Linked DNA regions of Homo sapiens: region 2 is linked to region 1. A link is a loop called in an ENCODE intact Hi-C map of the cell type or tissue named here. Cell type or tissue: heart left ventricle. All regions are shown on one strand.

Region 1 (2,500 bases):
ACGTGGGCAAGCCCCCGAGCCCCCTATGGTTTCTTTTTTTCCTTTTTTTTTTTTTTTGAGGTTTTAGTTTGTTTGTTTGTTTGTTTTGAGACAGAGTCTTGCTCTGTCGCCCAGGCTGGAGTGCAATGGTGTGATCTCGGCTCACCGCAACCTCCACCTCCCAGGTTCAAGTTATTCTCTTGCCACAGCCTCCCAAGTAGCTGGGATTACAGGTGCATGCCAACATGCCTGGCTAATTTTTGTATTTTTAGTAGAGGAGGGGTTTCACTATGTTGGCCAGGCTGGTCTTGAGCTCCTTACCTCAGGTGATCCGCCTGCTTGGCCTCCCAAAGTGCTGGGATTACAGGCGTGAGCCACTGCACCCGGCCAGTTTTGTTGTTGTTGTTGTTGTTGTTGTTTTTTAAGAGAGAGGGTCTTGCTCCATCGCCCAGGCTGGAGTGAAGTGGCTCAATCCGAGCTCACTTCAGCCTCGAACTCCTGGGCTCAAGCAATCTTCCTGCCTCAGCCTGGGACCACAGGCGCGTGCCACCATGCCTGTCTAATGTTTGCATTTTTTTTGTAGACATGGGGTTTCACCATGTTGCCCGGGCTGATCTTGAACTCCTGGGCTCAAGTGATCCTCCCACCTCGTCCTCCCAAAGTGCTGGGATGACAGGCGTGAGCCAGCGACCGGCCACCCGCCCAGCCCTGTGAACTGTGAGGATGCGGACAGCGCCACCCCTGGGCAGGGCTGGGCGCTGGGGCTAAGGGCGGAACTCACAGCACACACTCCATGAGGGCAGCTGGGCCACCCTCATGGAGGAGCTTAACGCGGGGTCCAAACCAGGGTTCAGAGTGGGCACTGAGGCTGCTCTGGCTCAGCGGAGAGGAACTGGGCTGCAGAGGCCGCGTCCTCCCCGGCTCATCAGGCTCAACCATGCCGGGAGTCAGGAGCGCAGCAGGCCGGAATGGGCCATCCGTGAGGAGAGCGCGCCCCCTAGCGGCCTCCTGCCCCTTCTCTCCCAGCTCGGGAGGCCCCTTCACCCAGTGGGAGTAGCTGAGAGGGAGCAGGAGGGGGCTTTGGTGGTCCTGGGAGGCAGACCTGCTCACACAGAGGCAGGACAGGAGTGGAAGCCAGGGGCACGGAGGCTTCCCCGCCAGGAAGGAGATGGGGCGGGGGTGGGGGCACACTCTGGTGGAAAGTCCCATGACCCCCCACCCCCATCCCCATCAGGCAGCCCGTGGCATGAGCAGCTCCAGTGCATAAACCCAGAGCCAGGTGCGGCTGCAAAGAGGGGCTCACGCTCGCTCCTGGTGTGGGGTGGGCCCATCCAGCAGCTCCAGCCACAGCTCAGGACAAGCCCTCGCTCTCTGCACACTCATGGGCATCACTGGCTGCCCTACCACAGTCAGGCCGCCCCCCACTCCCGGCTCCATACTGCCAGGGTTTCCAGTGTAGGATGCCCCCACCAGGACCCCGATGTACTCCCTTTACAGCAAAAGAAGGTGGCAGCCGACCCAGGGCTGAGGTACCCATTGGCCCTAGACTGTGCTGACAGGTGCGGCTTGGAGGCAATGCTGCGTCCCCGCAGGCGGAATTCCTAGGTCCAGGAACCAGGGAAGGAGGGGGAGTCGTTCCACTAAGCATCACTCCCACGACCCACTTAGGAAATGTGTGCTTCTCGTCCCTGCAACTTTAAGCTCTGGGTTTAGCGGGGGAAAACACATCCACTGGGGAAGCAGCAGGAGCTCCTCCGTCTGTGACTCCTATGACTCTTCCTGCAAGACACCAGTAAGCAAGGAGAAGAGTGGCCAAGCCGGTGGCCCATGGGGCTGCTCACTGTCCTTCCCTACACAACTGTGATAGTAAATAGGGCTCGGACCCCCAGGAGGAGGGCCTGGACCACCACACCTGTGACAGAGGGGCAGAGACAGTTTCTCAAAGAAAGATGTCACGGTCCCAAGGCAGCCATCCCTGAGTCCTGCTGAGACTACCCAGGCCATCCCCTCTGCCTGGGACGCCCGTCCCCTCCTTCTCAGCCAGGGCTCATCCCTCAAGGACCGGCCTCGAGCTCACTCTGCCTGGGAAGCCGTCCCCAGCAGGGTTAGGTCAAAGCACGCATACCAGGTCTCCCCAGAAGGGGCTCCCTGGGGGCCTTATTGGCCCCCAGAGCTTAGGCCAGTCTCTCAGGACTCTCTGCTCAACGCACACCACAGAGGAAAAACTGATCAAGACTGGGAGATGCGGCTTCCACAAAAGCAGAGTACAGAAAAGAAAGTTAGACTAGGGTCCCTCCAAGTATGCAGAGCCCTGGGGCGGAATGCTCAGGTCTGGTAGGCCTCCCTGCCCTGCTAGCTCCTGTTCGGCTCCATTCCCAGGCCTCTCAGCCATTCTTCATGTGTCTTCAGGCTCGGCACACCTCCAGAAGGGCCCTGATGGGTGCCCTCATTCCCAGCAACCCCGACAGGTCTTCAGAGACCCTTGGTGGTACCCACGGCCGCCTCCCTGGGGAAGCCCTTT
Region 2 (2,500 bases), 110 kb before region 1:
CCCAGGAGGCAGAGATTGCAGTGAGTCGAGATCGTGCCACTGCACTGCAGCCTGGGCGACAGAGTGAGACTACGTCAAAAATTAAAAAAAAGAAAGAAAGATGAAAGAAAGAAAGAAAGAGGCCAGACACGGTGGCTCACGCCTGTAATCCCAGCACTTTGGGAGGCTGAGGCAGGCAGATCATGAGGTCAGGAGATCGACACCATCCTGGCTACATGGTGAAACCCCATCTCTACTAAAAATACAAAAAATTAGCCGGGCGTGGTGGCGGGCACCTGTAGTCCCAGCTACTCAGAAGGTTGAGGCAGGAGAATGGCGTGAACCCAGGAGGTGGAGCTTGCAGTGAGCCGAAATTGCGCCACTGCACTCCAGCCTGGGCAACAGGGCGAGACTCCATCTCAAAAAAAGAAAAAAGAAAGGAGAGAGAGAGAGAGAAAGAGAAAAGAGCCAGCCAAGGAACCAAGGCAGTGTGGCCAGAGAGAGTGGAGGGTCAAAGGAGGCCCACAAGAAATCAAGGGGAGCTAGGGGCCGTGGCTCACACTTGTAACCCCAGCACTTCGGGAGACTGAGGTAGGAGGATCACTTGAGCCCAGGAGTTTGAGACCAGCCTGGACAACATAGCAAGACTCCTTCTCTACAAAAATTTAAAAATTAACTGGGTGTGTTGGTGGTGCACCTGGCCCAGATACTTGGGAGGCTGAGGAGGTAGGATCACTTGAGGCCAAAAGGTTGAGGCTGCAGTGAGCCATGATCATGTCACTGCACTCCAGCCAGGGCAAGCAAGTGAGACTCTTGAAAAAAACAAAGAGCCGGGTATGGTGGCTCACGCCTGTAATCTCAGCACTTTGGGAGGCTGAGGTGGGCAGATCACTTGAGTGCAGGAGTTTGAGACCAGCCTGACCAACATGGTGAAACCCCATCTCTACTAAAAATACAAAAATTAGCCAGGCGAGGTGGCACACTCCTGTAGTCCCAATTACTCAGGAGGCTGAGGCAGGAGTGTCCCTTGAACCCAGGGGGTGGAGGTTGCAGTGAGCCAGGACTGCGCCACTGCACTCCAGCCTCTGACAGAGCGAGACTCAATCTCAAAAAAAAAAAAAAAAGAATGAAAGAAACCAGAAAGTTGCATTTGGGGATCAGAAGAAAGGCAGGAAGCAGAGGCATGTGGGATGAGGACACCTGGGAGGTGCCATCTCCAGTGTCCCTCTGGGTGACTGGATCTCTTCACATGGAGTAGACAGAGGTTGGGAACGGAAGGTGGAATGTCATGTTCCACTTGAGACTGGAAAAGGGAAGGCTGGGGCTGACCAGGCCAGAGGAGGGCTGGAGGCCTGCGCTCATGAAAACCAAAGCTGGGTGAGTTTCCAGCTGGGAGAGGCAGCCAGGAAACAGGGCCAGCTCTCCCTGGGGAGGGGCAGGCTCCAAGCCCCAGTGTGGGTCCGGGGGCGGGAGCCATAGATCATCACCAGCGCAGGCCAGTGCTGCTGTGGGGGCTTTCTTCGCACTCCTAGTTTCTTTTTTTTTTTTTTTTTTTTTTTTTGAGACGGAGTCTCGCTCTGTCGGCTCACTGCAAGCTCTGCCTCCTGGGTTCACGACATTCTCCTGCCTCAGCCTCCCGAGTAGCTGGGACTACAGGCACCTGCCACCACGCCCGGCTAATTTTTTTTTTGTATTTTTAGTAGAGACGGGGCTTCACCGTGTTGGCCAGGATGGTCTCGATCTCCTGACCTCGTGATCCACCTGCCTCGGCCTCCCAAAGTGCTGGGATTACAGGCGTGAGCCACCGCGCCCAGCCTCCTAGTTATTTTCTTTCCTTCCTTCCTTCTTTTCTTTTTTGAGAGGGAGTCTCACTCTGTCACCCAGGCTAGAGTGTAATGGTGCGATCTTGGCTCACTGCAACCGCAGCCTTCCAGGCTCAAGCAATTCTCCCACCTCAGCTTCCCGAGTAGCTGGGATTATAGGCACCAGCCATCATGCCCTGCTAATTTTTGTATTTTTGTAGAGACAGAGTTTAACTATGTTGGCCAGGCTGGTCTTGAAGTCCTGACCTCAGGTGATCTGCCCGCCTCGGCCTCCCTAAGTGCTGGGATTACAGGCGTGAGCCGCCGCGCCCCACCTGCACTCCTAGTTTCATCCTCACCATGGTGCCCTGAGTCCTATGATCACGCCCAAGGGGCTTGGCCAAGCCCATCACAGCCAGCCACTACCAGGGCCTGCACTTCTTTCAGGCTCCTCCAGATCCCCCCGTGGCTGCCCTGGAGAATGGCTTCCTGTTGGCCTCAAAACTCAAGAGCTTACCTGGTCCTGGTGGCTCAACCGTGGCCAGGTAAATCCGGGTACAAGAGGAGGGTCCCGCTGGGCATGACAAGGCATACGGAGGGAGAAAACATGGCCATGCATGAAACGACAAGGTCAGCTACCAGGTGAAATGTAGCCCCTTCCTGTGGGCTGATGGTCAGAGCCAGACTGTCAGAGGAAGGAGCAACTCGTAGGGGTCAGA

Evidence for each region. A loop is a pair of places that touch in the nucleus more often than their neighbours do. Peaks named below come from ENCODE experiments on the same cell type or tissue, not always from the same donor. Only the 100,000 strongest peaks of a DNase experiment are listed, where the experiment ranks them.
Region 2: a loop joins it to region 1, with 4 times the contacts of the local background. A loop is called at or near these places in 54 of 110 quality-filtered maps.

What each region holds. Positions count from the first base shown.
Region 1 is chr16:4,401,870-4,404,369 of GRCh38, forward strand. All of the region lies in intron 6 of CORO7-PAM16 (CORO7-PAM16 readthrough), which reads right to left. The region is part of intron 6 of CORO7 (coronin 7); the gene reads right to left. Among named protein-coding and RNA genes, the nearest start is that of CORO7, 13 kb to the right of the region's middle. RefSeq lists an enhancer at 136-872. In heart left ventricle, a CTCF peak has its summit at 983 (motif pointing left); DNase peaks (open chromatin) are centred at 972 and 1,542.
Region 2 is chr16:4,291,263-4,293,762 of GRCh38, forward strand. No RefSeq gene overlaps it. Among named protein-coding and RNA genes, the nearest start is that of TFAP4, 19 kb to the left of the region's middle. In heart left ventricle, no CTCF peak of the experiment used is centred here; DNase peaks (open chromatin) are centred at 1,387 and 2,228; H3K4me3 peaks cover 98 bases; H3K27ac peaks cover 443 bases.